Linked DNA regions of Homo sapiens: region 1 is linked to region 2. A link is a loop called in an ENCODE intact Hi-C map of the cell type or tissue named here. Cell type or tissue: Caco-2. All regions are shown on one strand. Each heading gives the region's core, and the rest is flanking DNA. Links, peaks and the distances in the headings are about the cores only. Region 1 overlaps ATF6 (activating transcription factor 6). Region 2 has its middle 14 kb from the start of OLFML2B.

Region 1 (12,151 bases), core at 1,685-9,684, 130 kb before region 2:
TTCTCCTTCAGTATTCCCAGGATGTCATTAAGCCTATTCACCCTGCAACAGCTGCAAGTTATTCCAAACATTTGTACTGAATCTTTACACTCTACAAGCCCATTTGAAATCAACTGTGTCACCCTATTAACAGCTTCAGTAATTCTCTATTACTTTTCTAACCAAGAGTTAGGGAGAAATAAGTCTAGTATATCAGAATGAAGAATCCTGAAAATTGCTTTTCAAAACCGATTCTCTGTGGTCACGAACATAATGTTTTTATTTACCCTTCCAGATTTTGGTACTTAAAAAGTTAGTTTCTTAAATGTGTAAAATTTAGATCATTTGATAAATGATTAAAAAGAATTTCCCTTAAGTTTATTAAGTCTTATTTGGTAGTAAATATAAAAGACAAAACATTCCATGTAAAAATTATTTCATACATTTTAAACAGTTTAAATAAAGTAAGTGTAGTCAACTCAAAACTCCACTGCCTTATTCCTCTGGGTCTTGCATATTTATTGGTGGAAATTTTTCTCTGCTATTTTTTTACATTTTACATTGTGGGATAGGCACAGAGTTATTGAACCTATGACCTATATATTCCACAGCTTACTTCAATGCTTCTATTAGGCACCCGTCCAGAGTTGAAGAAACGTCTCAGATCACAGCAGGTTCTCAAAAAATGTCATTTTGTTTAGCTTCATTTCAATATAACATTGATGAGAAAAAAAATCAGTTCCCAGCTGGGACCACTGTCTGTGTGGAATTTTCACGTTTTCTCCATGTGTCTGCACAGGTTTTCTCCAGTTTCCTCCCACATCCTTATAACTTTTGCTTCACAAACATTTATTGACTTAACTTACATCACTACGACCACCATCACTTACTGATTCACCAAAAATTGCATAAATTATCTTACTTGTTTTTATTAGTTTTTATTAAATGTATAGCTCACATTTATTTCAATATTTAATATTAGAAGTGCTTGGGGTCTTTATTTAGAAGTTTGGTGATGTTTTTATAGCCAGAAATATGCTGTAGGAACGTAACTCTCATTTATATCAATTAGGCTATCATAAAACTGGTTTCCTTTATGTCATTTCGCTTAAAGAATTTATGGACGACGTGAGGAATAGTACTCAACTTTTGCTTATAAATAATTAACAGATGGCATGAAAAATAATTAACAGATGACATGAAAAGAGACCTCTTAGGAAGCAATTTTTACGAGCCTGCTGAACTGGGAGTTAACATTTTCAATAAGAAGCCATTAAGTCAAATATAATCTTTTGCATTTAAACTCTACATCATTATATTACTAGAAGTCTAAAAACCAAACAGTATGGTAGGAAGAATAAAATGTTACTTATGAATATAATTTCTGATTATACTTTTAGAAAGAGGATTAAAAGTATTGACAACAAATGAAGTCAGAATAGCTTGATTAAAGTAGTTTATTTAAAGTATCTCCTTAATGTTATAGTGTATGCTAATTATTTGCTTTGCATATGTACACATCATGACATACATTTATGCATTAGCTGAGACATGTTCATTCTGTAAGTTTTGTACAAAACTAATGATCTTCAGTTACACAAGAACATTTAAAAGTTTTACATTTGAAATAGATAATTAAGCAATGCTGTGTGAAACTGAAAAATGAAAACTTTGATTAAAAAAAGTATTTTCAAATATAGGATAGTACATGTATATGAGAATACTTTTTTGGGTATAATCTTAGTAACATCATTATGGTGTTATGTAAACATATGACATATGACATATAAAATTATAGTAGATAGATCACTGTGTTACCCACTTACACATTCTTCTGTCGTATTAAGCAACAAACATTATTCTTATCTATAATAAAGCAGATATTTCTGTCTGTCATACATATGAAATATTTGTATGTATTTATTGGAAGTAATTTTTAAGGCTAGTCTTTTTTTATAATTTCAACTTTTATTTTAGATTTGGGGTAGATGTGCAGATTTGTTACATTGGCATATTGGGTGATGCTGAGGTTTAGGGTATGAATGATCCCATCACCCAATAATGAGTATAGTACCCAACCAGTTAGTTTTTCAACCCTTGAGTAGACATTGCTCCAAAGGAAGATATACAAATGGCCAATAGCACATAAAAATGTGCTCAATATCATTAGCCATTAGTAGAAATAAAAATTAAGAAATGTTTAAAATATTTAATGTTTTATTTGAAAAAAAAAACAATTAAAATTTTAAATAACATTTTTAATGGAAAATAATTATATCTCCCAAAGCAAAAAAAAAAAAAATTAGTGAGAAGAGTAGCACTGTTTTACAGTTTTGCAGATTTTTAATATGTGATTTAATGGAAGATAACAAGATTCTTATATATTTCTGTATTCAGTCTGTTGCAATATATTGTTTTAGTTGAAATATATGAAGAAAATCTACCCTCATGCAGGTAAGTAGTTGCAAAGGGAAGGAGTACTTTAATAGCCTTTTCAAATAATTGTGAATTATTGTTTTGATACTACATAAAAACTCAGCAAGTGGTAATTTCTTTAAAGATTAGTTGCACTATAGAATCTAAAGCCATATCAGTGATACTTTTACCCTCTGTAACATTAAAAATCCATTGATCTATCTTGCAGTTTGAATGGAACTTGTACCCATGCATGATTTTGTAACATCATTCACTGCTCATTTGGAAGATACTGGTTCACTAAGAGTTAGGCAGATCTTCTAAATATGAACATATTTCATTATACAATGTCAAAAAATCACATTCATTAATATCACCACGAATCACATCAAGAAGGTCATACTCATGGTGGTAGATACATGGTTTCCGAAATTCGGATTTTCACTCAAAATCCCAAATTTTATAATTTGCAAATACTGTCAAGTATTTTCTTTGAAATATCAGGCTTACTGCATTTTTAAAAAGTGCTTAATGGGTTACCCTTGCCTGAATAACAATAATTCGCCATTATTTCAAGTAAAAGTGGTATTGAAAAAAGTGGGTTGTTCAGCTTGTAAATCATTCACCCAAGTGCTTTTTCTTGAGATAGCCATTATGCTTCAGTAGGCAGCAAAACAGTTTTTTATGTTCTTGCCCTTTCATCACAGAGAATGTTAATAATTTTTACTGCTTCAACAAGGATATTCTAAACTGAAATTGGCTTTAAAATATTTTATTCATTTATTCATTTGTTGGCTGATTCATTGTTACTGTATGTGGCGGTGAAGAATACAGTGACTGCTAGACTAGCTTGGTGCCACTACATAGATTTATACTAAGGCCTAGCAGTTTGGCTTTGCTTTTTCACCAACAGAGTAAATTTCAACAAAGTGCAAAAAGGCTTGAAAATAGTTTGACCTGAAAGGGTCTTAGAGATTCTTGCCTCCTTAGGGAAAAAACTAGTTAAAAATCTATTATAATAGCTCTCCTTTAGCTAGTTTACATTATAAATCGTTTGTGGTTACCTACTATATGAAAGGTTGTAGTAGATCCTGGGGATTCACCAATGAACAAAACAGATGAAAATGTCTGCTGTTATGGAGCTCATGGAGCTCATTTATAAAGGGTAACGATATATAATAGGTGTTAGAGAGAAAAGTAAAGCAGAGAAAGGAAAGGAGGTGTGTTTGGTGGGAATGTGTGTGTACAATTTAACTAAGGTGGCTAGGAAAGACCTCACTGAGAAATTGACATTTGAATGAAGATCTGAAGTGGGAGCAGGTAAAGGTGTGTGCCTCTACAAAGGCCACAGCTGAGGCCGCCCTTCTTTATCTACCTCTTTTCATCTTTCCAACTTCCAGACCTTTTTTTTCTGCTGATAACTCATACCTTTTAATTAAACTTTAATTTAATTTAATTTAATTTAGTTTCTTCCAACTCTGCTCTCCACCACTTCCTTGCCCCTAGCACACACACAATTAATCAGCACTTACAAAAACAAAAATTTACCTCTTTACAAAAGGTACAGGGATAGAGTAGAGGCTTTGAATACTTGTGCTTCAATTATTTTTCTCCTGTCATCTTTTATATTAAAGGAAATAAAATATAGGGGTGTCTCCTTTTCCTGGTTGAATTGGTAGAGAATATCTATGGCAGTTAGTGCTAATGTTTATAAAAAGGAATAAACACAAGTGAGATCATGATGGAGAGAGACCAAATCAGTAGGGACCAAATTATAAAGAGATTTCATTTCTAGGCTAAAGAGTTTGGATTGGTCATGTGTGCCTGTCATCCTTTATTTCATTCAGTAGTGGAACAATGGCTCTCAACTATGTGGTTGAGGGAATAAACTTAAACAACAAATCTAAATTTCCTATATCAGTTGCATTTAACTGTTGCGTTTCCTCAGGGACTTCACTCTCCTCAAACTTTTTGGTCCCTTTTTTTAAAAAAAAAATTATTGAACACTTATAAGTGTTGAAATACTAACTTGTCTAATCTTTATAAACAATCGGTGCAATAGGTGTTGTTACTGTCCCTATTTTACTAAAGAGAAAATGAGGACACAGATTAAGGAACTTGCTCTATATCCTACAGCTAGAAATTAAGTGATGGAAGCAGAATTCAAACCCAGGCAGTCTAGCTCCAGAGTCCATCCTTTTAATCTCTGTCTGTGCCACTCTGGCCAGTGTTTGTGAATGCAGAGTCCTGGAACTATCTGCATCAGAATCACCAGGGATACTTGTTAATAGTGAAAAATTCTGGCCCACCTCAGACTTACCATGTAAGAAATTGTTTTTCAAGAGTTGAGGAATGTGGGTATTTATATTATAAAATCCTGCAGGTGATTCTGATATGTATCTTTTGTTAAGAACTTCTGTTTTAGAAGGACCTACCATTGGCACTGTTTTTGCTTCTGATCCCAGCTTCCTATGATTAAATGCTTTCTGAAAGATACATAGTTAGTACAGAACTTAATACTATTATACTATTCTATACTATTTTACCCCAGTTTGACTTTTAAGCTGTTACCACCTGAAATTTAAATGAAATCCTTTTTAGAACAATACTTGACCAAACAATTTAAAAATTGTATTTCCTACAAATGCATCATACCTTAAAAATGCACTTTAAAACTGAATGGAAGCCAGGTATGGTGACTCACGCCTGTAATCCCAGCACTTTGGGAGGCTGAAGTGGGTGGATCACCTGAGGTCAGGAGTTCGAGACCAGCCTGGCCAACATAGCGAAGCACTGTCTCTACTAAAAATACAAAAATTAGCTGGGCATGGTGGCGGGTGCATGTAATCCTAGCTACTCAGGAGGCTGAGGCAGAAGAATCACTTGAACCCAGGAGGCAGAGTTTGCAGTGAGCTGAGATTGCGCTACTGTACTCCAGCCTGGGTGACAGAATGAGACTGTATAAAACAAAACAAAACAAAAAAACAAAAAACAAAAAAAACAAAACACACACACACACACACACACAAAACTGAATGGAAACTGAGAACTTACTGTTCTATTTATGATGAAAGAAAACTGGTAGGCTTTAGAAAGTACACCCTATGTGATATGAAAAGTGAACTCTTCTAGATTGTGGAACAGCTTTATATAGTATCATACCTCCATCTTTAACTAGGATTGCAGCTGGCAATAAAGCTCAGCTTCTAATGCGAGCAAGTGTTGAGTTTGGCTATTTTGTTAACCCAAGATCCTGAGAGAAAATTTGTTCACTGATGTACATAAAGCATATTATGGTTAAAATTTCTTATTCCACTTTGTAGTTTGCCTTGTTAAGACTAGTCTTTCCTAAAATGTGCTTTAGGGGCATTTTATAGTCCTCCATATTTCTTTATGTGACGCCAACATCAAAATTGCTTTGAAAAGGATCAAGATCTGGAGTGAAGGCTGGAGGAATAGCTAGACACTGAGGCTCATGCAAGGAGAGTTAACTTTAGAAATATATATTACATGAAACCCCTTTTTTTCTCCCCTTCCAGAAATTTGTAGAATCATTGATATGAAAGAGTTGGCTAGTATATCTCCCTGTGTTCCCTTCCCACCCTGCTGTGCTATCCACACAAACACAAGTGGCATTTGAGGTAACTTTTGAGATTCTGCTGGGTTAAAAAAATATATATTTTTTGTCTCAACCCAATATGTTCCTTTTTTTCAACAAAAAGTATAATGATTCTCCTATATATCTATGTTTAGCTTTTTGCTAGAAGTGTTTCCTAATAACTTTTCTCAGGAAACTTGTTGACTCAATTTACTGTAGTCATAGAGCCTCCTACCTGACCCCCTGTGGTCTGCTTTGGTAACACACCTGTAGGAGGCAATGTAATCTTCAGGAAATTCACTTCCTACCAGTAGTCCTGAGTAAAGTGAATTTTCTAAAATGAAACATCTTGTAAACATTATATATGACAAACTCCCAAATGGTTAAACTCTTTATGCATTTAGTGTTTGATCTTTTTCCTTAAGAAGACTTTTTTTTGGATTGCTGTCCTGTTGGCACTCAACAAATTACAATTGCTAATAAGTTTCAGAGGCCCTAACTTATTTTCCTAAATCATATACTTCCCAGTTTTTGAAAAGGCTCTCTATTATAGCTAACAAAGTTTTGAACTTTGATTAACTCAAGTGTTTTTGTTGTTGTTGTTTTGTTTTTTGTTTTTTGTTTTTTTTTGAGACGGAGTTTCGCCCTGTCGCCCAGGCTGGAGTGCAGTGGCAGCGATCTCGGCTCACTGCAAGCTCAGCCTCCCAGGTTCACGCCATTCTCCTGCCTCAGCCTCCTGAGTAGCTGGGACCACAGGCGCCTGCCACCACGCCTGGCTAATTTTTTTGTATTTTTATTAGAGACGGGGTTTCACCATGTTAGCCATGATGGTCTTGATCTCCTGACCTCATGATCCATCTGCCTCGGCCTCCGAAAGTGCTGGGATTATAGGCGTGAGCCACTGCGCCTGGCCAACTCAAGTTATTGAATGAAGTAATATGAAGCACATGGGCAGAGACTTCCTGGTCCTATACCTGTCCAAGGCATGTAACCAACATTTTGTTTAAGAGCTTTCCCTAGGGAGATCAATCCTGACCTGGTTTAGAAACATTTTTTCCTGAAACTCTCATGAAAAGAGAAGAATGATTTTGGATGCTACTGTCTTATCGGAAAGTATTTACAAGAAACCATTTTGACCAAGAAACTCAAAATTAATTCTGGTTTTTAAAAAGAGAGGCATATATTACTCTTAGATTGAACCTTATGAAATTACTGATATTTGACTCACCAAAATGACAGTTTTTTATGGTCCAACCTAATACTTTTTGGTGTTAATAAAAGGGGAGGCAGGGTTAGTTGGGCAGTTTGTGGGGGACATCCTACAGAGTTTGACATGAAAAGTATATCTTAAATCAAAACTTGAATTTGTACTTATTAGGATTTCAAGCTCATTTTTCCTCTGGTGACCTTGCCAGCATTATCAGATTTGTATTAAGTGTCAAAAGTTTCCTCTTGTCAAAGTGTAAACCTTGGCTCATTCTTGGGCCATCTGTTGTACACTAATAGTTTTGATTTATTCTTCTGGCTGACATGCGTATTAATGGTACAGATGCAAGCTTTATATTTCCTTTTATGGGTCTGTAGTTTTATTGCATACATTAGTGGCACAAATACAGCATTCATATTAGCTATTTATATGAACTATTTCTAGTTTTGGGGTGACTAATATACTTTGCTTATGTTTTTACTATGCTGAGAAGCCCTGTATCGTAGACATTTTAATAGACTTTAAATGATTACATTCTACTTAATTTTACCACCCCTAATTTTGTTTTTTGTAATTTTTATTTTCAGGATATGTCATGATGTATGTCTGTATATTTTTATGATTTCAAATTCCCAAATTGCCATTGCTTTAATGAATGAGCACATTTGGTTTTTGATCAGGAATTACTATAACTACTAGAAAACAACACTAGTGCAAAATGTGAATTTAGATAAATAACTCTGAAAGGCCTACTTCTAGTTGATGCTTTGGCTCTGATTTTTGAGGGTTAATATGTTCTTCAACTTCTTTGACAGCTTGAAAGTTATGAAATAGAGTGATAGAAAACAAAAGCTCTCTAGGACAGGGACATAGGTTAGAGAAAATTTAATACAAAGCTGTTTTTGAAATAAGGCTAGGTGCTATTTTTATTTTTGATCTGCTTTTAACAGTTTCCTATATTGGAAAACCAAACCCATCTCTGGAATCCAGTGGATATGGGCCAAATATAAAATGTTAAGAGGCTGGTGTTACTATTGGTCTGCTATGCAAAACTTTTTCCCTAATAGAGGTCTGTGTTGATCTGTGTGAAAGCTGCTCAGTGTCACAAGTGCAGCCTGAGTTTCATTCATTTCTAGGGGAAATTATGATAGAAATAACATTCCTTTCTATTAAAGATAAAGGGCTCCAACCTTGAGCCAGAGTTTTCTAATACAGTAGAAGCCATCTTATCTATATAGTGGGTACTAGTAGATAGTCTGTTAATAAACAATACTGGCTAAAATAATTTTTTAAAAAGATATGTATCTTTATTTCATTTGATTATATTAATGTGCACTCATTGGCTAGTTTTGTATGCAGGGCCAATTTCTTTTCTTTGAGTCCAAATCCACTCTTCAGAGTTCCATGTTGCCATTCTTGCATAAACTATACTCACAAATCAGCAACCATAATTTCCAGTCTTGGTTACAGTTACTGTATATTGGAATAAGAACTTAAAGGTACTTGTTAAGCAATCTGAGGGCAGACTATTATGATTTTTATGGTTGCTTTGCAAGGAGAGAACATTTTAAAACTTACCTTTATCTTTTTGCTCTCTTTTCACACTATTAGTTTATGTAATATTTTATTACACAATTATACTAATACAATTAATGAAAGTAGTCTTGAAAAAAGACACAACTCAACTAGTCGTGAATGTTCCCTGTGCTATGGGCACCAGTCAGTGAGTTTTATAGGGGGAATGGGAAGGGTCATTTAATCAGTCTGTACTCTACATAGATACGTAGAATCAACATTTGATAACTCTCAGTAGGGCCTGAATTTTATTGTGAGTTACCATAATTAATTTCAGTGGAGCAAAATGTGGTCCTTTTCTTTTGATAAGCCAGTCTCCAATGCTTTTGTTTTCTTAAAAAGACAAGAAACGTAACTTTGAAGGCTGTGTTATACACTAATATTCTGTTGGTTTCTAACAAATTGCTTGGAAGAGGGAATTGGGAGAACTATATGAAAGTAGCATATTTTCTCATGCACAATATTGCACAACATTAGAAAACTGATGCTTTATTTTCATGGTGAAATGTTTTGATGTTTCTCCCCGCCCCCTCCCCTCCATGTTTCTCTAACTTTTTCTGGGAATAAGAGTAACAATACATTGATTATAATATTTGTCCACATGATTTCATTCCAGAGGAAATCCTATAGTATCTAAGCCCTACGGAAAGCCTCATAAAGACATTTCAGGAGTCCATTCGAAGATGTCTTAAAATTAATGACATTGTTTTGAGTGACAGTGCCGAAATATATTTCTTTCTATGGCAACATTCTTATTCTACTATCCTTTTTATTTTTAAGTAGTTTCATTTTTGTCACTGTTGGGTTATTTTAAACAATTTAATTGGAGGGAAAGAAATACAAATTCATCAAATTTTACCTCCAGAATTGAATTTCCTTCACTAGTTCCTTAATAAGTATTTAAGTAAAAGGGGGTGCAATATCAAGAAGACTAAATTATAAATATGGTTTCTATGCTGTTAAAAAATAACAGTCCTGTCCTTAATTAACCATTATGGAGATTCCTCTTGACCAAATACCTTTAGAACTGTTTCACAGATTTATAATTTAACTAGTAATTTGGTTTAGGTTTAGGTTTAAGTGACAGAAAATCCAAAATAATAGTGGCTTAGATAAATTATAAGTTTATTTCTGTCTCATGTATAAGTTTCAGAGATCTAATGATAGCTACTTAATCATCGGGATCCCTGTCTCCTTCTGTCTTCTTGCTCCATAATCCTCAACTTGCAGCTTCTGTCTCATGGAACAAAGACGGCTACTCCAGCTCTGGCAGTCATATCTGCCTTCTAGCTAGCAAGAAGGAGAAAGGGAAGGAGGAGGGAAGCCTTCCACCATTACCACCTTGAAGAAGTTGCCATTTCTTCTTACAGTCCGTTGACCAGACCGTGTAGCCTTATTTGGTTGCAAAGGAGGCTAGGAAATATAGTCTTTATTCTGGGTGGCCTTGTGCCCAACTAAATATCACAAGTCCTGTTGCTATTTTAATGTTACAGAGGAAGGAGAGCATATATTGGGTAAGAAAAAAAAAAAGGCTGTTTCTGCCACAATTCAGTTTCCCCAACAAAATAAAAACTTGGATTTATATTCTTTAAAAGAAAATATCCTCTGTAGCACAGTGCTGAATACATGACAGGACACTGTGCTCAGTAAATTTTTTTTAAGTGAACAGTAAGGGCCGGTCACAGAGGCTCACACCTGTAATCCCAGCACTTTGGGAGGCCGAGGCGGGCAGATCACGAGGTCAGGAGATCAAGACCATCCTGGCTAACATGGTGAAACCCCGTCTCTACTAAAAATACAAAAAATTAGCCGGGCATGGTGGCGGGCGCCTGTAGTCCCAGCTACTCTGCAGGCTGAGGCAGGAGAATGGCATGAACCCGGGAGGCGGAGCTTGCAGTGAATGGAGATCGTGCCACTGCACTCCAGCTTGGGTGACAGAGCAAGACTCCATCTCAAAAAAAAGAAAAGACAGTAAGAGGCCAGTAAATATTTATTGAGTGATTACAGCTCCTTTGTTTCTGAAAATGTGACTCACAGTACTAATGATCTGAAAAAGAGTAAGATGAACACAGAGAGAAAGTAATGATTCAGGATTCATTGTTGTGAGGTTCAAGAAACATTTATTTTGAGGAAGTGGAGGTAAATATTCAATGAAGTTAACTACATTGTCCCAGATATATAGATAAGATAGATAAAATGTATATATTATATAGACACTTATTTTTATTATAAGATATGTACTGTTAGAGTTGGTAGTATACCAGCTTTGGTTCCCTGCAGTCTGATTTTTGGGCCTCTTGGTAAACAAGTACTTAAAAACTGTTACCCCAGTTTGCAAACCTTTAATAATTAGAGACAAGGCAGGTTAACTGTAATAATTCGTATGCATGCAAGATATGATTCTTCTTTTTCATAAATCATACCTAGTTTTTAGCTTTCTGCTGCAAAAGTAACTAGTTTGTTAGAAATTTAGTGAAAAGAAAAAGTAGGAGACATTGTGTTCAGAAGATCATGTTTAAAAACAACAATTAGTATGGCATCTGTATCTTAGCAGGAAACTCAGAATTAAGTCTGAGCCTGACCTTAACCCATGACCAGTGGAATCTAAGTTTGTTTATTTTTACAATAGCCTTAATTTGGGGCTTGCAAGTTTTTTGGTTTGTTTTCACATTCAATTTAGAGACCCTGAAGCAGTATTTTAATGATAGGAATTAAGCTATGTATAACTTTCATGGCTTGAAGATCAGCAAATTCTGTTTTTTCTTGGTTATAATGTTATCTTAATCAGAAATGTGTGATCTTTGTGTCTAACAATGCACTTAAAAAAACAAAACAAAAAATTCCCTTGCTGCAATGCTGGAATTCTAACAGAATTTACTCATCTTCTCTCTCCTCCCCAATTTTTAAAAACATGTTCTCATGGAAATGTTGCCTTGAATTACACAAAATACAAGCAGTTACTGGAAATGTTTTCTACACAGTTCTGTTCATGTATATCAATTTCAATTTGTTTTTCACTTTTTAGATTTTTTTCTTAGTTTTGCTGATAATCACACTTCATAATCATATCAACTTTGAACTTTGAAGTTGTGTTGAATTTTTATTGCTCTCAGCTGTATCAGATCCTACTTTTTGATGAGTTATTTCATATAGTAAGTTTGTTGAATGAATGGTGAAACAATGAACACAGGAACAAGAAAAGAAAGCAAAATGCATCAAACTTAGGTTTAGTTTTATCTCCAGTTTAACCATGCTCCCTTAAATGGAAATGCTAATATACTTCTTTTTTTCTTTTTTCTGTAACAGTTCATATGTTTTTGCTAGGAAGAAGAGGAGTTACTGAAAACAGTAGTTAATATCAAAGTCATAAGTCATTT
Region 2 (12,151 bases), core at 1,395-9,394:
GGAGAGGAGTGTGCCAAGTAGAAGTCTAGAGACTAGAAAACGGTGATGAGTTACTGGGAAATGCAAGCTCAGGTGGAACACAGGGGTCACAGCAGAGGGAGAGAGGGGATGCAGCGAGCAGTTAGAGTGGAGGGCCAGATCACACGAGGCTTGTGTATGTGCTGTGGAGTTTGGAGTTCAAGCCAAAGGCTATGAGAATTCTGGTAAGCAAGGGAGTGAACTCTAGTAGGTGGCCCTGGCAGTGGCACAGAGAATGAATGGGAGAGTCAGGCTGAAGTAGGGAGAGCTATTTGGAGGCTGTTGTAGAAATCCAGGCACGGATGGGGAGGCTTTGATAAAGGCAGTAGCATGGAGGTGAAGAGAAAGGGGTGGGTATGAGATATACCAAAAAGGTGGAATTAGTGGGACTTGGTGACTTTCTGGATATGGAGGTGAGAGAGGGGAAGGATGTTAGTTTAGATTCCTGCTTGTAAGTTACAAGCAACTTTATATAGATTAAAGGAAAAAAGGTGTTGGGGGTAAAGGAGACTTTATTATAAGGATGTAGGAGTGTCTCACAAAACCCAAGGGCTCTAATGTCACTGGGGTCATCAGAGGCTCATTTGAACCTAGGACATCTCTGGTCCACACAGTAGACTGAAGGTGCCCGGTCAGAGTTACTTGAATATTGAGTGTGGTTAGTTTTCCTTCTCAGGCCCAATTCCAAATGCCCAGGGAAGGCCTTGCTCTAAAATGGGTCAGATGCCCAATCCTGAACTAATCAACTAAGGCGGGGGGCAGGGGGACAGGTCACTTGGTAGAAACAAAGTGGAAAGAGGGGCAGTTTCTAGGGAGGAGCTGCTAGACCAGACAAATCAATGGATGTCCACTCTCTCCTATTCCATTGCTGGCTGGCTCTCTGCCTCCTTCTACTTCTGAAGATGTACTTATTTAGCATAAATTAATCATCTTATAGAAAAGTATCTCCCCGTAAGAGACAACCCAACTTAGTATCCAGGAATGGCAGAAGCAACTCCTCTGTGTGCCTCTCTCTCCAGGTGATATTTTTTTCCTCCTCCTGCTTGGCTTGTTCTAATCCAGATGTGATGTCTCACCATCCTACAGCCAACAGACTAAATGGTAAATTTAACCTGGTGTGTATACATGCAGACCTCAGCTTGCTATAGATATTTCACTTGGTAGATTAATCACTGAAAATATTTAGTCAATACACTTGCTCATCCATACATTCATACATTTGAATATGAAATTAAATTACATTCATGCACCCCTCCATTCTTTGGGGTACATGAATGTAACAATTTTAGCCTTGTCAGGCAGCCTAGAGCCATGACAGAGTCTGGGATGTAGGGTTAGACAGACTGGCTGTGGAATTCTGGCTCCACCATAACTGCTGTTGACCTTGGGCAAGTCACTTCATCTCTGTGAGCCTCAGTTTCTTAATACTAAGGTGGGGATCATAAAAATATTCACCTCTGCTTACTGGTGCTTACTGCTAACCACATGTTCCTTTCTTTATCCCTTTAGAAATGAAACCCCAACCCTCAATTGGAAGGCTGAAAATAACAAAGAATGTAAAGATCACAGAAGGCTTAACAAAGGGTAAATCTTAGATTTAGCATCGAGGGGAAACTTGGACGCTAATATGAAGGTGAAGTCTTACTTGGGAGCAAGAGAGATGAGTCTAGTCTCAGCTTTATGGGGGCTTCAAAACCACAGACCCAGGTTCAAATCTCAATGCTGCAACTCATATGGTGGGGAATCTTGGGCAAGTTGTTTTTTTCTAAGCCGTAGTATTCTAACAGTACTAGGTTGTTGTGGAGATAAGAGATGTATGTAAAAATGTCCAACCCGTTGCTTGCCCCATTCACAAATACATGTTGAATGTTGAATGAATTTTAAAATAGTAATCGTTTATTAGATAGAGATAATTATAATCATGCCCATTTCAGACTCACCAGGTGAACTGATTAGGACCTCTGTCTGCACCTCTGTTTTCGTATTTGAAAAAGGAAACTTTATTATTTTTGACTCTCTGTTCCTTCCATCTAGTGATTGTGATTTAAGTAGCTGAGGTTCTCCCCACCCCACCCTTTTTGGGGGTTTGCTTTGTTGCAGGGACTGAACTTTAAGCAGATAACTTGCTGAAGCTTGGGTGATTCCTGAGGTGTTCTCAGAGATGGGTCTGTGGAGCCAACTGCCAGCCCCTTCCTTGCTTTTGTTGGCAGGGCAGCCAGGCATATCTGGTGGCTGCAGCTGCCCAGGGAGTTGCTGCCTGGAAACCCAGAGAGTGGGGAGGACTTTCTCTGGAGGACAGACAGCACCGCCTGACGCAAGGCAGTGAGCAGAGCGAGGCTGGCACAGGCATCCCTGGCCTGATGCTGAGTCCTGAGTAGAGACCCAAGGGACGCCTCACTTTAGACAGGAGGAAACCTGGTTATGTGCTCTGAGAGCCAACGCTGCCATCCAAAGAGACTCCTAAAATAGCAGCAACACGATTGAGAGAGGGCGGCACCGCCCCAGAGTTCCAACTCCTGCTGACATTTCTTATTCTCCTTTCTCTAAAAAATTACTTTCTTCCTTCTGAAAACCCAACTCAAGCTGTTCCAGTGAATCTTGGGAGCCCCCCTCAACTCTCATCTTCCTTCAACACTTTGATTTCACCCTCCTTTCCTCTTATTCTCTCTTCCTTACTTCTCTCACAATTTAGGGCTGTGTTACATGAAGTGATGTATGTGGTTCCCGAAAAAGCATGTGCTATTCAAGCTCTCCATTTCTTCCCAGGAGCTTTTTGGTGTTTTAGCTCCACTTCTTATTGACCTTGAAATGTATGCCCAGAACCACACGGCTTTTGCTTAACTCCAGGGAACCCTACAATATGATTTGTATCCCTTAGGATTAATGAGGATTTGAACACTGCTATGGTTTGAATGTCAGTCCCCAAAACTTCATGTGGAAAGTTAATCCCTCTGTCCTCATGAATGGATTAATGTAGCTATCGCTGGAGTGGGTTCATTATCAAGGGAGTGGCTCTGTTATAAAAGTGAGCTTCCTCTGGCTCTCTTTTCCTGTGCTCTCTCTGTCTCTTGCACTGACTTCCACTTTCTGCCTTTCTACCATGGGATGACCATCACTAGATGTTGGTGCCATGCTCTTGGACTTCCCAACTTCCAGAATAGCAAGGCAAATAAACTCCTTTTCTTTTTAAATTGCCTAGTCTGTTGTATTCTGTCACAGCAACAGAAAATGGACCAACACAAGTACTTTGTATAGCCCTGTACAAGCATGTAATGTCATCCTCATAACCATCCTGCAGTGTAGATGTTGTTACCCTTAGCTCGTAGATAAGGAAATGGAGGCAGACAGCTGGACTAACTTGCTCAAGGACAAGAATGTACAGCTAGTAAGTAGCAAGGTAGCTTTGGTCCCAGGTCTGTGTGATTGCAAGTTCATGCCATCCATCACACTCTATCCTGGAACATTTAGCTTTTTAAAATCTGACTTCAGCCCTTCACCCACATGCCTTATCTCATTATAGAATTCCATGCTTAAGGCTCTCCAACCACTTACATGCAAAGTGGAACGAACAGCTTTAACCAACCAATCACAGATGCAGTCACGGAGTGAGGTGTCCCAGAGCTACCACACCAGCTCTGTGTACTTGGGAAGTAATTGACCTCTCTAGGAAGTCATGAGCCCCAGTTTTGTCTATTTGCCGAAACAACTGGTTGGACTGAGTGATTTTCAGGGTGGTCCCTTTTAGCCCTAAAATTCTGAATTCTTGGGTAAAGCCAAGCAGCTTGATTTATTGGTCCTTTGTAGTGTGTTCTAGAACACAGCTGTCTTAAATGTAGCTATCCACAGAAAATGGCTGTTCTGTATGTTTTCATAAGGCCATCAGTCGCTGTAGAAAATGTTGAACATTTGAGGTGTAAGAAGGATAGACATTTGGTGCTTTTCATGCCACATTTCTCAACACCTGTACATCTTGTGTTTGCATAAATTATAACATGGTAATTGCATAGCCATTGTGGGCAGCCTATACCTCAAAGGTGAGTGGGAGAGGAGTGGGAAGCAGGAGGGCTGCCCCAGGGCTCACTGCCAAGAGAATCTGGCTGGTCCGTTCTGAAGTGGTGAATCACTTCCTGTGGAGCACGTGTCCTGGCCCAGGTGGCAGGAGAAACAGTCCTGGTTCCAGACCTGCCCCTGGCTCACTCTGGGATGGGAACAAGCTCAGTAGTGATAGAACATTCACCACAGCTCCACTTCTTGAGTGCTTTCCATGCAATCTCACTAATTCTCCAAGCATTGCTGGGAGACAGGTGCAGTTTCCCCTATGTTAGAGATGAGAAAACAGAAACTCGGAAAGTGTAAGCAGTTAGACAAAGCCACAGAGTCTGGATTGGAACCGAGGGCTTATTTATTCAGAGCCAGTGCTTTCGAACACCAAACTATATTCAGGTTCCCTTAACCTTTCCATCTGTGAAGTGAGGGACTTGAACCAGTGCTTTCCAGCATATGACATGCATACTTCTGGGGGTACTTGAGACTATTTTAGGTGGTGTCCAGATATTCACTTTTAATTTTAATGACTATGTTTTTCATTTTAAAGGGTGTTAAGAAAAACGTAACTCAAACTCACACATTTAGGATGCATACAAATATAAAGGGGAATTGATTTAGGCTCTATTTATAGAAAAGTCAGTCCAGATGATAAGGCAAACATGGTGAGGGTGAGGACCTTCACAAATGCCTAAAGTTTGGGGATTACTGAGTCAGATAATATGCTCCAATGTTTTCTGGTTCCTGCAGGACACAGCAGGACCATGGCCTCCCTGAGCCTCCAGCACAGTGTCCTAGCTCTAGGGCATTTGGGACACAAACAGGGAGAGAAACAAACTGTCTTCAGGAGAGTTAATTGGTCAAGGCTCAATTTATCCTCTTTCTAATATCTCCCCCTTCCTTTTACATCTCCTAAGCATTCAAGGCTTTGATGTCAACATATTCCTTGAGTGAGTAGTTTGGCATAAATTGCAAAGTGGTTGGATGCAGATGTATTTAGTTAGGCCAGCACAGTGATCTCTTTGTTTTTAATTTGTGAATTTGAATGTCTTTAGGTTGGGCATGCACTCTAGTTTGCACAGACTTCCCCTCTCCTGATAATATTACCTACGATAACTACCAGAAGGCATATGAGTTTGTGACTCTTGGCTTAAGACCTTATTTCCCCAAGGTCAAAATCCTTAAAGGCCTGAAGAAGTAGTCCTTCAGGGCATTGAGCTCCTAGGGAGCCATCAGCACTGTGGGATTTCTAACACACCTAGAGTCTCTAATTCATGTGGAGTTTCTGTGCCAGCCCTGCAGATGAGAGGAAGTCAGGACAGGAGCCTTGCCTAGAGATTGCCATCTGCACAGCCTTTTAAGATTCTTTGATAGGCCAGGCACAGTGGCTCACACCTGTGATCCCAGCACTTTGGGAGGCTGAGGTGGGTGGATCACCTGAGTTCAGGAGTTCGAGACCAGCCTGGCCAACCTGGTGAAACCCTGTCCTTATTAAAATACAAAAATTAGCTGGACGTGGTGGCACGCACATAATCCCAGCTACTTGGGAGGGTGAGGCAGAAGAATCGCTTGAACCCAGGAGGCGGAGGTTGCAGTGAGCCGAGATCGCACCACTGCACTCCAGCCTGGGAGACAGAGCGAGACTCTGTCAAAAAAAAAAAAAAAAAAGAAAAGAAAAAAAAAAAGATTGGTAGCGCAGTGGCTGCTTTGCAATTTTCAGACTGGGAGTATAGTGACACCTGGTGTCTGGTGTCATTCTTCAAACCCAGCAAGTCCCAGTCTGAGCTCATCATTTCCATCCCCAAACTAGCTTCTCCTCCTCCCTCTCACTCCCCTGTCTGAATGAAGGCAGCCACCAGGCTGGAAACCTCACACTCATCATGATTTCTTCTGTCTCTTTTCCCATACCTCATCCCTCGCCAAGGACTCTCAGTTCGATTAGTGTTGATTTTATGTATTTCACCCCTTTATAGCTCGTAAGTTCACCTTTCCCAGTGCAACAATTTTCTAAGAGCTCTTACCTACACATCGCTACCAGGTTAATATTCTTAAAGAACAGTTCTGACTGCACCACTTCTTTGCCAGAAGTCAACAGCTCGGCACGGCCTTCTGGATAAAGTCCAACACCTCAGCTTGCCCGTGACTTGGACCTGGGCTACCCACTTTCCACTATCCCTGTGCTCTCCAATCATGCTCCAGGCTTTCTTGAAACTCAGGTTACAGCTTCCATCTGCATGGACCATTCTTTCAAGAGTTTTGGTTATGAAGAGAAGTGGAACGAAAGAGCCCATAAGAGAAGTGGAGAGGAAGAACAAATGGTAGAGGAGATAATCCAGAGAGGGATTTTTATTTCCATAGACAGATGTGATTTGAGCATGATTAGAGGCAGAGATTAAAGGGCCCACTGACGAGAGGTGAAAGATAAATACTGGCACCTACTGAACACCTTCTATGGGCCAGAGATTCAACTCTGTTTTACAGGAATAGCTCATTTGATCCTCTCAACAACCTTACAAAGTAGATGCCATTTTACAGATAGGGAAACCAAGGCCCAGAGAGAAAATTTATTCATGTAATAGCTAGAGAGAAGTAGAACTAAGATGGGAACCCAAGCCATTCCACTTCGAACCTGCTCTCTTCACCATTTCATATAAGAAAGAGGGAATGACAAGCAGAGCAAAGTCCCTTACAAGGGGGGAGGAGGAGTAATTCCAAGCATGGGTGGGATGGTCATCCACCCACCTCACACAGGAAGAGGAACACCTCTTCCCTGAGCCAGGGGAGAAGTAGGGTGGGATGTAGATGATGCAGTTTGACTCACAGATGTATGAAAGCTGTTGAAAATGTTCTTGCTAACGGTTTTCTGTTGATAATTAGAAAGAAGTGGTGGGGTAGAGCTTGAGGAGAGTGAGGGAGTTCTAAAATAGTTGCTCTGGGGGAATGAAAGAGAAATTGTAAGGACCTGGAGTCGGCATGCCCTGTGCTGAAAGCTTGCTCAGCTGAAGTTACAGACCATGGATTTGTACAGGACTCAGGCACAGAGTTGTGTGAGTTCTTATCTTCCTTCTGCTACTAGTTCTAGGTGTCACTCACACACTGTCTCCTTTGTGAAACCTTCCGTGATCTCTTAAGCTGGCTGTGGACTTCCTTTAAGTTCCCACAGCAGCCAGGTGTGGTAGTGCATGCCTGTTGTCCTAGCCACTCAGGAGGCTGAGGCAGGAGGACTGCTTGAGCCCAGGAGTTTGAATCTAGTCTGAGCAACATAGCAAGACCCCACTTTCTAAAAAAATAAATTTCCACATCATTTTGACCCTTTTGCATGATCCTTGTATTAATATATCTTGTATTATAGTTAGATGTGTATACTTCTGTCTTACTACATTAAAGGCTCTCTGACGGCAAGGATGATGTCATACTTATTTTCTTTCTTTCTGCTCTAGTACATTATATTGTATTATAGTTGCTCATTAAATGTATAGTCATTTATTGGTTAACTGTTCCCCTCCAGATGGAGCTATTTCTTTTATTTTTCCTCTTTTATTATTTTTTCATCTCTTACTATCTATCTGTGCCCCAGAATCTCTCTTTTTGCTTTTTTAATTTTTCTTCCTCACTGAAACTCTCAGGTGACTAATGGTGGCTGTGGGCACTGCCTTGCTGATCTGGGTTCTCTTGAGGCTAACTGTGCAGAACACTTCTAGAATAAATGAAGATCATGTAACAAATAGAGATGGTAGTGCTGTCTGAAGAGTCTCTGGAGTATGTCACTGTGCTTCTTACCAACATAGGGATGCCTTGACTAAAGTGGGCCTGAAATGGCTGAAAAGAAAAACCCTTAGTTTCTACAGACAGAAATGGTATGTAATTTAACAGTGTTACACAGGGACCTACACGGGGGCTCCATAGCACCCACATTTCTACACAGTTCATTTTTTTCTGGATTTTTCTTTCTTTAGTTGCTACCCTCAAAGTGCCACAGCATGAACAGAAGACTTGTCTCACAGAAGTCAACAGTCATTGAGGAGATGCATGTAGACATGGAGCAGAACCCCTGTGTGGTGGGCTGCAGACTGCTTCCTCCAACCTCCCTGCCCCATCCCCACACAAAAAGATAACCAAATCCTAATCTCTGGAACCTGTAAATGTTTCCTTATTTTGAAAAAGAGTCATTGCAGATGTGATTAAGGATCTTGAAATGAGGAGCTTATTCTGGCTTGTGTAGGTGGACCCTAATTGTCATCACAAATGTCCTTATAGGAGAGAGTTAGAGGGACATTTGATACACACAAAAGAGAAAGCAACATGAAGAAGGAGCAGACAGAGGTTTGAAGATGCTGGCCTTGAAAACAGGAGTAATACGTCCCCAAGGCAAGGAACAGATTTTCTCCTAGAGCCTCTAAAAGGACTGCAGCCCCTTTAACACCTTGATTTTGGTCCAGTGAAACTGATTTTGCACTTGTGTCCTCCAAGATTGTGAGAGAATAAGTTTCTGATGTTTTAAGCCACTAAATGTGCAGTAATTTGTTATAGCGGCCACAAGAAATGATATATACCATAATACCACCAGAAAGACAAGCCATTCCCTAATGGTAAGTAACAGACAGGAGGCATTTTGCAGAGTATATTGTAAGAAAGAAAAATCTTATTATCATTTTCGTTGTTAAAGACCTTGACGTTCAAATGATAAAAGTGATTTCAGACAGAGGCTAAAAAATGGTCATGTGTAAGGTAAGAAAGTCACTGATGAATAGATGACTCCCTCCCAGCACAGACTCGTATGGAGCAAGAGCAGCATAGGTCACTTGAAGACGATTGGCCAAGCCTCAATAATGCAAGAAAAGGGAAATCCAGATTGTACCAGAACAGACATAACCTCTTAGGCCTGTGCAGTTACAGATTTTTTCCCACTTACCTCATAAGGGAGAATTTGAAGTTAATATAAAAGAATCAAATGTTCAGTATTTATTTTATGCTTAACTAGATATAACCAATTCTACTTTAGACTCATTTGTTGATGTGCATTCAGTTACTTTCAATTAGTCCTTATAACATTTTTATAGTTTCCTGAGGAGAGAAACTCCTCCAGATAGTGTTATGGATCATTCTAGATCCAATGGGCCCCACCAGAGTGTAGCAATCAAACTTCTGTTGCTCAGAGAGGGTGAGCCAGGTGCACGGTGCTCTTTCAGAATGCTGCGACCACCAGGCTTTTTCCAGGGTGTGTGGGCAATCCATTTACTAGCAGTAGAGGAAGGAGTAGCATGGTAGGTAAAAGAGTAGCAAGCTGATGGTTTCTATGAAAACAGAAATAAGGTAAGTTCCTCCTTAGTAAAAGGAAAATATAAAATCAGAAATGGGATATCTTCCTATAAGAAAAGAATTGGCTTTACTTAAATGGAAACTGAGGAGGACTCCCTCTTCTGGCTGCAATGGAGTAACTGCTAACAGACTTCCACCCCACTGCAGACAACCAGAAGACAAGACAAAAGACATGAAACAAGTTTCAGACATTGCACAACAGGTAGCCCAAGACCATGAGCCCTCAGAGAAAGGAAACAAACAAGGTGAGACTTAAGATTAGCACAGTTTTCTGCCTGGAGGAACTTTCTGGAGTGTGATGCAGGGAGGGGAAACCCAGGAAGATTGTGGCATCTTCCTAACTGAGTTAAGGAGACAGAGATCAGAGTTCAGGGAGGCCAAGGCAGCTTGAATATTCAAGGTACAGTATCAGGAAGAAGGGAGTGAGATAGGTTCAGAAATGGGCATAAGGTTTTGTCTTGAACCCTGGACTGAACACTAAGCTGTACATATGTAGAATGAAACTCCATGACAGGTGTACAAATAAAATTATGAGAGAAGGAACAATTACCAGAGAGATCTAACATAAGCGATTAACATGAGCTCACACAGGATGGATAAGATGTTCGATTTCTGACCATTCAGAGTAGAGAGGCCTCTTTCAACAGTCATGCATTCAGTAGAGACCCCAAAATGGTTATGCTTCATGAAGTATTAGGGCTCAGCCAGGCCACAGTAAAGGCAGTGGTGTGTTGAAGTTGGCTTGCACTAGTTTGTGAGAGCCAATTGTGTATATCTCTTGTCTCAACTTCAATGACATACATTGGTAGCTGGAAATCAGCTATTACAGAATATTTACGCCAAGTAAATCAGCATATACTACAATTTACAGTTGTTTCAACCACCCCCACCCCAGAGAGCTGATTGTTGAGCACTTACCAGGTATAATACCACAGGTATTGTAGGAAGATATATAGTCTTTGTCCCTGGTCACGGGGACGCAGTACTCCTAAAAATCCTGGCATTTTCAGAATGATAAGGGTGATAGGAGTGTCTTTTGTTCTAACAAGGCAACTCTTGGCAGGCCACTAGATAGCTTCAGGATGGGGGATAGTCACCAGAAAGATAAAGCTTGGAATTTTCCACCCCACCGCTCAACCTGGGGGTTGTGTGTGGCAGTGGAAGGTGGGGAGGATGAGAAACAGGGCTAGAAATATTAAGTCAATCACTAATGGCCAGTGATTCAATTAATCATGCCCTAGTAACAGAACCTCCATAAAAATCCCCAAATGACAAGGTTTGGACAGCTTCCAGGTTGTTGAACACATCAAGGCACTGGGAGGGAATGGATGCTCTGAGTCCCCCTCCCCTCATACCCTGCGCTATGCATCTCTTCCATAGGCTGTTTCTGAGTTGTATCCTTTATCATAAATCAGTAATAGTAAGCAAAGCACTTTTCTGAATTCTGTGAGTCATTTAGAAAATTATCAAACATGAAACAGGGGGGATTGTGGGAACTTCCAACTTTGCACTCATTTTGGGCAGAATGGGGGTAACCTGGGGACCCAATAATTGAGAAGCATCTAAAGTAAGAACAATTTTGTGGAGTGAGCCCTTAAACCTGTGGAGTCTGATGCCAACTCCAGGTAGTTGGTGTTGGCGTTGAATTGAATTGCAGGACACCTCATTGGTGTCAGAACTGGTTGGTGTCAGGAAGAAAAAAGCCTCTCAATACCACTGAGTAGAACCTATCCAAGGTCCACCCTAGAAAAGCTTTCAAACAAGTCTCAAAATGATCAAGTTAGTCTGCAAGTAACTTAACTGCCTCTCAAAATAAAATTAAACTTTCTTTAAAGGAAAACATTAAAACACCACCAACAGTGTAATATTCAAAATGTCCAGCATCTAATAAAAAATTACTAAACATATAAAAAAGCAAAAAAAAAAAAAAATGTGGCTCATCACCAAAAGAAAAATCGCTCAATAGAAAGAAACCAAGATGGACCAGCTTGGGCAACATAGTGAGACCCCCATCTCTAAAAAAAAATAATAATAATAATAATAATAATTAACCACGCATATTGGTGAATGTCTGTAGGCCTAGCTATGCAGGAAGATGAGGCAGGAGGATTGCTAAAGCCTAGGAGTTTGAGGTCATAGTGAGCTATGATTGTGCCATTGCACTCCAGTCCAGCTTGGGCAACAGAGGGAGACCCTGTCTCAAAAAAAGAGAGAAAGAGGCCAAGGTGGAATTAGTAGACAATATGTTAAAATAGATATTATAAATATAAATATAAGGAGATATTATAAATATTTTCCACAATATAAAATTTCTGCAATATTTCATGGAAAAAATATAAATTGTCCCATACAATAAACAAATAAAGTAAGTCTCAAAAAGATTTAATGGAAAATATGAATATGAGAAGAGAAATGAAAGACAAAAAATTAAATGGAATATCTAGAGCTGGAAAATACGATGTCTGTAGTAAAAATTTCACTGGATAGACTGAACAGCATATTATTATAGAAGCTATAGAAAAACGGTTAACAAACTGGATAACCTAACAATTGAAACTATTTAAAATGAACAACAGAGAGCAAAATAAATTTTATAAAAAGCAGGCCAGGCGCAGTGGCTCACGCCTGTAATTCCAACACTTTGGGAGGCTGAGGCGGGAGGATCACCTGAGGTCAGGAGTTCAAGACCAGCCTGGCCAACATGGTGAAACCCTGTCTCTCTACTAAAAATACAAAAGTAGCTGGGCGTGGTGGCACATGCCTGTAACCC

What was found. A loop is a pair of places that touch in the nucleus more often than their neighbours do. Peaks named below come from ENCODE experiments on the same cell type or tissue, not always from the same donor. Only the 100,000 strongest peaks of a DNase experiment are listed, where the experiment ranks them.
Region 1: it touches region 2 in a loop (8-fold over the local background); 10 of 110 quality-filtered maps call a loop at or near these places.

What each region holds. Positions count from the first base shown.
Region 1 is chr1:161,899,228-161,911,378 of GRCh38, forward strand. The region is part of intron 14 of ATF6 (activating transcription factor 6); the gene reads left to right. Among named protein-coding and RNA genes, the nearest start is that of OLFML2B, 120 kb to the right of the region's middle. In Caco-2, for the core only: a CTCF peak has its summit at 6,245; a DNase peak (open chromatin) is centred at 6,244.
Region 2 is chr1:162,031,325-162,043,475 of GRCh38, forward strand. No RefSeq gene overlaps it. Among named protein-coding and RNA genes, the nearest start is that of OLFML2B, 14 kb to the left of the region's middle. In Caco-2, for the core only: no CTCF peak of the experiment used is centred there; a DNase peak (open chromatin) is centred at 5,817.